Linked DNA regions of Homo sapiens: region 2 is linked to region 1. A link is an interaction called in ENCODE POLR2A ChIA-PET data of the cell type or tissue named here. Cell type or tissue: HepG2. All regions are shown on one strand. Region 1 holds the start of C1orf210 (chromosome 1 open reading frame 210). Region 2 has its middle 12 kb from the start of HYI.

Region 1 (4,000 bases):
TGCTGCCCACCTCTACCCTCAGCCCTTCAAGCAAACCCCTGTCCTTTCACCTCTACTCAAAGGAGGCCCACACTCTGCCCCCACAGGGAGGCTCAAGCCAGGGAGTATCCAAATGAGGATCACCTGAATCAGGAAATTATCACCCAGGGCTGGGGACACCTAGAGGAGGAACACTTCAATTAGGGGAGTAGCTGGAGGAAGATCATCCAGGCATGGAAACACCTGTAGGAGGAGCACCTGGATCAAAGGAGTGTCTGGAGGAGGCGCACCTGAATCTGGGGAGTATCTAGAGGAGGAGCATGAAAGTTAGAAGTACCTGGCAGACGAACAGCTAGGGCAGGAGCATATCTGCCAGTGGAGCACCTGAACCAGGGGAGTCCTTGGGGGCAGAGTAGCCGGGCTAGGGAAGTACTTAGGAGAGAAGTTGAGGGGAGTACCCCAGTATATTCTTTGATACAAGTGCCTTCAAACCCCCCCCAACCTCCTCACATCCAACCTGGTATCAATCCCCATCATGTCTTCCACTAAACATCTCTGGAATGACAATACCCTCTTCTCCACCCCACTGCCACAGCTGAGTCCAAGCCACCTTCCTCTTGTACTCTAGCCATAATCTCCTAACTGGGCTCCCCACCTCTGGTCTCTTCCACAGAGTGATGGGCCTACAACCCAAATCTGACCCCATCACTAGCCTGGTTAAAATCCCTTCAAAAGCTCCCCATGCCCCACAGTGCCTTGCAATCCAGCACACGGCCCTCAAGCCAAACTCTTCTTCCTCTTCTCCACAGTTCCCTCCCCAGCACTTCAGACAGACACACATGCCCTCCTCCCACTCACCCACCCTCCTGCTCCCTGGCCACGCCCTCCTCAGTTTTTGGGGCGCCAGTCTGTCAAGGCCAAATCAGACCATACCTGCCTGTGAGGTTGTCCCTGGACCTACCCTGGATGACCTGTCACCATCCTGCCCAGTCAACCACCAGTCAGAACCAGTCATTGCTAGGCGGGCAGCTCCCCGTGGGCAACGGCTGGCTGAAGGATCTGTACCCTGGCGCTGCAGGGAGCTGGGCGTTCAGCCCCTCAGTGTGGTGCTTGTGAAATTAACGAGGGGAGCGTGAGAGTGAATATACAGGTGGGAGCGGGAGAGACGTCCTGGGAAGGAGAGGTCAGCTGCTCATTCATTCCTCAGCCTGCTGTGGGCCTCATCCTAGTACTAGGTCCGCAAAACATGAGAATGTGTTACACTGGAATGAACTGAATTCAATTTGACGTTTCTAAGGTTGTATTCCTATTCCTTTCCTCCCTGCCCTGTGAATTCTTCCCAAGAAGACACACACACACTAACCTTCCAAGGGTGCATATACACTCCCCAACAGGCCTCTGAACTCACAGCCCACACTGATCTGCCCATCCCCCATACGCACAGCCCCTCCCCCCAGGTCACACTTTCCTCCACCAACAAACACCCCTCTGACATGCACAGACACCTACCCCAACTCTGATGTGTAGCTTCCTTCCTGCTGCCAGAAGCCCCTTGGGTACTGTGCAGAGCCTGGGTACCCCCTCCCCGGCCCCCCCGGGCCTTCTCTTCTGTTCCCACCTTCAAGAACTGTGCACAATCCGCGGAGTAAGCTTCCGGCTGGGGCCGGCAGAACCTGGACAGGTGGGCGGGTCAAGGCAGAGCTTGACTCACCTGCGGAGGCAGTGGGCGGGGCTGAAGCTGCAGGTCTGGCAGAGGGCGGGCTGCGGCAGCGCCTCCAGTGGGGAGGGATAATTCTACCTCTCCCCCAAGCTTTTGCCAAGAACTTTATGGGTGTAGACCTCACCCTCACCCCCCAATGCTTGCGGTTTGTACAGCTGGGATCCAGAGAAGCGTCCAGCGGGCCCTAGAGGGGCAGACACCTCAGCAGGCAGGTGCTCAGGTTGATAAACAACTGAACGTCCGGTGACTGGTACAAAGTCCAGAGTTGAAGAGGGAGCTTTGCAGGCCTGTAAGGGTGGTGGGCTGGAACCAGAGCGGGTGGGGAGGGCATTCTTTCCAGGCAAAGCCAGGAGGACCAAGAACACTCCCAAATTGCCTACAAATGTGTGTGTAACTGTGTAGGGGGTGAGGGGTGGATCTGGATGGGGGCTCAGCCTTCATCTGGATCTCAGGATCCCGTGACCCCACAAGCCAGGCTCTGAACCTCTCCCGGGTGCTCTCTGATTCCCTTTAGCTTTACTCCTCGTCTCTGGGCCTGGTGCCCCCTGTTCTTCAAGCTCCAGTTCAGGAATCACCTTCCCTGAGTCCTCCCTCTACCCTGCAAGTCCCCACTCTTCCATGCCCAGAGCACCCACTGTCGCAGCATTCCTCATTATCTTGTGATTATTCGCTCTCCTGGGGTGGGGCCAGGCTTTGACAGCCTGTGGCTCCCAGCACAGTACTGACCCAGGGCAGGCTCCCCGTAACTACCTAAGGGAGGAAGGACCGCACGCGCCAAGGCCTGGAGGCCCCGAATTCGCAAGGATAGGCCGGGCACAGTGGGAGCAAGGGCTGCAGAGAGGCCAAGTATGGTGGCTCACGCCTGTAATCCCAGCACTTTGGGAGGCCAAAGCGGGTTGATTGCTTGAGCCCATGAGCGGAGATCAGCCTGGGCAACATAGGGAGACCCCATCTCTACTAGAAACACAAAAATTAGCTGGGCGTGGTAATGCTCACCTGTAGTCCTAGCTACTGGGGAAGCTGAGGGGGGAGGACTGCCTGAGCCCAGAAGTTTTAGGCTACAGTGAGCCATGATTGCGCCATCACACTCCAGCCTGGGCGACAGAGCAAGACCCTGTCTCAAAAAAATAAAAGGGGGGTACAGAGAGGGGATGCAAACAAGGCATGGTAGAACTGTGGCTGGAAGGTGGGGGCCAGTTCACACTTGGCCCTGAAGATCTTAGGATGAAATCTGAACCCTCAGGGCCATCCCTTCCCACCTTTCCTGCCTCCTCTGCTGCAGCTACACCAAACTATTTTCTATTTTCTTTCTTTTTTTTTTTTTTTTTTTTGAGACAGAGTCACTGTGTCACCCAGGCTGGAGTACAGTGGTGCGATCTCAGCTCACTCCAACCTCCAGCCCCTGGGTTCAAGCGATTCTCCTCCCTCAGCCTCCTGAGTAGCTAGATTACAGGCATGTGCCACCACACCCAGCTAATTTTTGTATTCTTAGTAGAGACGGGTTTTCGCCATGTTGGCCAGGCTGGTCTCGAACTCCTGACCTCAAGCAATCTGCCCGCCTTGGCCTCCCAAAGTGCTGGGATTACAGGCATGAGCCACTGCGCCCAGCCACCAAACTCTTTTCTATTCCCAGAACTCACCATGCCCTCTCCTCTCCCTGGCTCTGCAGGCTCTGCTCCCTTCTCCTGGGACTCCTGCCTTCCCCACTCTCCACTGCACCCCTGCAGATGGTGGCCCTTCTCCCCTATATCCCTGAACATGTGGGGTGTGATTTTCTCTTTAGTTTCCCTGCCAACCTGTAAACTCTGGGAATGGACTCTGCATCTGTCTTGTTTCCATCATATCCCCCATATCTAAAATGGCAAAAGTATACCCTTCTGAAACAAATTTGAGGAAAGAAAGGATTATCCTGGATGGGGCAATGAGGTGCCAAGGAGGGCTTAGGGTTTTACTTTATTTTTGAAGCAAGGAAATCATGAGATTCAACTGATATTCATTGAGCACCTAGCGTGTCCTAGACACTGTGCCAGGTTTTCTTAAATTAAGGTGCTCATATACCATAACCTAATTCATATAACATAAAATTCCCCATGTTAGCCATTTCCAGGCACACGATTCAGTAGTGTTTAGCACACTCATAACGTCATGCAACCATCACTCTAGTTCTAAAACTTCTTCATCACCCCAAAGGGATACCCCTGACCAGTTAAGCAGTATTCCCCGTGTCCCTTTCCCCCTGGCCTCTCACGACCATTACTTTGCTTTCAGTCTCTATGGATTTGCCTGTTCTGGATATTTCAT
Region 2 (4,000 bases), 180 kb after region 1:
ATAAAATCAGGCCAGGCACAGTGGCTCATGCCTGTAATCCCAGCACTTTGGGAGGCCAAGGCGGGTGGATTATTTGAGATCAGGAGTTCGAGACCAGCCTGGCCAACATGGTGAAACCACGCCTCTACCAAAAATACAAAAATTAGCCGGGTGTGGTGGTGAGCTCCTGAAGTCCCAGCTACTTGGGAGGCTGAGGCAGGAGAATCACTTGAACCCAGGAGCCAGAGGTTGCAGTGAGCCAAGATCATGCCACTGTACTCCAGCCTGGATGACAGAGCAAGACTCCATCTCAAAAATAAAAAAATAGAAATAAAAAATCAATTTACCTTATTGTGCTCTCTCGCTTTAGCCAGTCTTTTAACTGTGTTTATATTAAAAATATGTTTTTATTGTTTCCCTACTGATAGATAACAATATTGTTTCCAAATCCTTACTGTAACAAGCAATACACATCCCTGTATATGCTTTCTTGTGGCATACAAATATGCGTATTTCTCCAGCTTAGGTCTCCATAAGTGGGCTTTCTGGGTCAAAGGATATGCACATTTAAGGTTCAAATTCACTGCCAAATTGTCCTTCAGCTTTATCAACTTATATGCCTACTAACAACCCCTAAGAGTGTCTGTTTCCCTACGTCTTCATCAACACTGGATAACATCAGTCTTTAAAATGTTTACCAACCTGAAGGGGAAAAAAACATTTGTAAGAATCAAGTCCTCAACTATTCCTGAGGTTGAACATCTCTCCAGATATTTATTGGCCATTAGTATCTGGATAGATGTTCAACCTCAGGAGTCATAATAATAAAAATTCTGTGAGTTGCTTATTTGAAGTCTTTGTCCCCCTTCTTTTTTTTTTTTTTTTTGTAGAGATAAGATTTCACTCTGTCGCCCAGGCCGGAGTGCAGTGGCACAATTGTAACCTTGAACTCCCGGACTCAAGCAATCCTCCCTACTCAGCTTCCAAAGTAGCTGAGATTACAGGAGCACACCAGCTAATTTTTATATTTTTTTGTAGAGATGGGGTCTTGCTATATTGCCCAGGCTAGTCTCAAACCACTGGCCTCAAGTGATCCTCCCACCTCAACCTCTCGAAGTGCTGTGATTACAGACGTGAGCCACTGTGCTTGGCTATCAGTTGGATTCTCAGTGTTTAATTAATCAGTTTAGAGGCGTTCTTCATAAAAATTCTGGATATTAAGCCTTTGGTTGTTTTTGCTTATCTTTTGATTTTATTTAAAGTGTCATTCACTATTCAAAATATTGGCACTCTCGGGACTGTTCCTTTGTGGAAGGAGTCTTCGAGAATAAAGCTCCTGGCCTCTTGCCCCACCTTCCCAGTCTTACCCTGGGGATGGGGAGTGACTCAACTGGTGGGTAACTTTGGCAGAAGAAGAAGCCGAAACGCTCAGCTCAGCTGCATCCTCCCTCCCCTCTGTGAAAAAGCATGCACCCTGCTCTGCCTCCATGCCTGCCCGCAAGTTTTACAGGAGCCGGCCCTTGCGGTTGACCTCAGGAGTGAAATATTAGCAAACCTGCCTGCCTAGCAGACCTAAGCCATATTGTCCAGTATCAGTTTTGATGGTAATAAAAGTAATATTTGTATTTCCATCTGCCACATTCCTGTGTCTATCTCTTAATAGGTTCTTGAATCAGTCAGAGTCCAAACAAAAAACAGATGGCACGCTCAAATTAGGATAATTCAGGAGATTTAATAACAGGACTATTTATGAAGGTGTGGGCAGAACCTAGAGGAGATACAGGGGATACTGCAGCAATCTAGGGCCTACAAGGGTGATGGGGGGCGCAGGAGTTACTGGAATCCAGGAGGAGAGAGTCATAGCTGCCCTCAGAGGAGCAGAAGCCCCTGGCTGTGGAACACAGGTGGCCAAGGCAAGCCTACAAGGAGGAAGCCCGATAAATAAGTGACCTGACCTTACTCTCTTTCCTCCCTCTAATCTTCTGCTAGGCCTCCCTGCTTGATAAAGCAAACAGAGCCAAAGGGCAAGGGAAGCCATTGATGTAACCAACACAGGTCCATCTACTTGGGCAGAGAGAGAGGAGGAAAGAGATCTGGGGGCATAAATAGAATATATCTGGCACAGTTCTCTTTCTTCCCTCAGTATACACTTTCATCTTTGATACGGGTGAAAAATTCATGTCCTCATCAAAGGGAATGCACAAAGTCCCATTGGCTACTGTTTTATCAAGAGGCAATCTCAATCTGGCATAATTCCCCCTGAAACCTAGAGCATGACTGCCACTGGTGTTCTTCAAATAAGGAATTGGGTAAAAGTGAGGCGCGGTGTGGCAGGCAGAATTCAGAGATAGCATCCCCAAATTCCTGCACCTTCCAGTGCCACACACCTTCTCCCAGTTATTCAATCAAACACAAATCAAGGGGCTGCTGTGATGGGATTTTGCAGAGGCAATTGAGTTCTCAAATCAGTTAGAAAAGAGAGGTTATCCTGGGTAAATCTGACCTAATTGGGTTAGCCTTTAAAAGGAACTGGGCTCTTCCTGGTGGAAGAGATTTGAAGTGTGATACATGAAAAATTCTCCATTGGTGGCCTTGAAGATGGAGAGGGCTTTGTGGCAAGGAGTGTAGGTGGTTTCAGTGAGCTAAGAGCAGCCCCTGGCTGACAGCCAGCAAGGAAATGGAGCCTCAGTTCTCTAGCCACAGGAACTGAATTCTGCCCCAATCGTGTGAGCTTGGAAAAGGACCCTGAGCTCCAGATGAGAAGGTAGCCCATGCCGCACAAGGATTTTAGTCCTGTGAGACCCTGAGCAGAGAATCCAGCCATGTACACCAGGCCTAGATTTCTGATGTACAAAACCGTGAACTAATAAATGGGTATGGCTTTAAACAGCTTAACTTGTGATAATTTGTTATATAACCCTAGAAACTAATACAGGAGGCCAGGAGCATGCCTGTAATCCCGCAGCACTTTGGGAGGCCGACACAGAAGGAGAGCTTGAACCCAGGAGTTCAAGACCACCCTGAGCAACATAGTGAGACCCCATCTCTACAAAAAGAAAAAACATTAGCTGGGTGTGATGGGGCACACCTGTAGTCCCAGCTACTTGGGAGGCTGAGGTGGGAAGATCACTTGAGCCTGAGAGGTTGAGGCTGCAGTGAGCCAAGGCTGCACCACTGCATTCCAGCCTGGGTGATAGTGAGACCCTTTCTAAAAAGAAAAAAAGAAGAAGAAGCTAATACAGGCAGCAAACAGTAAGGTAACATAAAACCAGTTTTTATAGTCCCCATTTCCATAGCTGGGAATGGGGCCTAAACTGCTAATCACCTCTGCCTTCTTCCATCACTTGATCCAGGTTCCCTTTTTCCTCATCCAGCACCTCAGATGGATGGGTGTCTTTACCTAGTGAAATGACCCTAACATTCTTTCTTGTAGGATTTGAATCTTTGATGGTCTTGACGTTATTGGGTTGTCACAGTTTTCCACTGACCAGGACTTTAGAGCGAGAGAGGACTAAGAGGTGCCCTAAACATATACCAGCAACACAATTATCCCCTGAGAATCAGGACCAATTGCCCCAGTGAAGAAAGAAGTCTTCTTATTTGTCTGTTCACTGGAACAATGGTCATTTTTCCTGGTAGAAGAATTACCACTTTGAACACTAGGACCTTCAGATCCATGGAGCCTAAGATTGCAAGGATACTCTTTAAGCCTTTAAGTGGATTATTAGGTATGATAGTGAGAGGGACCACTCCCACCACTATCCCTTTGTTCTTACACCTATGCAGCCTGGCTATGGGCACCATATGTTGACTTCTGATTGAAAGCATACACTGTACCCTATGAGAGAGCACCCCCACATTGGAGGGTGTTGCCTTCCAGAGGGCACTGTAATGAGCCTTTAGTAATCTGTTTCACCATTCTCTCAAGCTACTTGCTTCCAAGTTGTTGCAGGATCCTTGGGGTGTTGCCTTTCTGGCTGGAAACCTCTGTGGCGAGTAGTGTCTTTGCCCAAGTTTTGCT

What was found. Peaks named below come from ENCODE experiments on the same cell type or tissue, not always from the same donor. Only the 100,000 strongest peaks of a DNase experiment are listed, where the experiment ranks them.
Region 2: POLR2A ChIA-PET joins it to region 1 with 6 read pairs; 2 of 35 experiments call an interaction of 5 or more read pairs at or near these places.

What each region holds. Positions count from the first base shown.
Region 1 is chr1:43,283,956-43,287,955 of GRCh38, forward strand. C1orf210 (chromosome 1 open reading frame 210) reads right to left here and starts at 1,626. Exons shown (of 3, transcript NM_182517.3): 1 at 1,489-1,626. RefSeq lists enhancers at 1,607-2,165, 2,166-2,723. In HepG2, no CTCF peak of the experiment used is centred here; a DNase peak (open chromatin) is centred at 1,946; H3K4me3 peaks cover 1,327 bases; H3K27me3 peaks cover 589 bases.
Region 2 is chr1:43,463,975-43,467,974 of GRCh38, forward strand. No RefSeq gene overlaps it. Among named protein-coding and RNA genes, the nearest start is that of HYI, 12 kb to the left of the region's middle. In HepG2, no CTCF peak of the experiment used is centred here; DNase peaks (open chromatin) are centred at 937 and 1,997; H3K4me3 peaks cover 550 bases.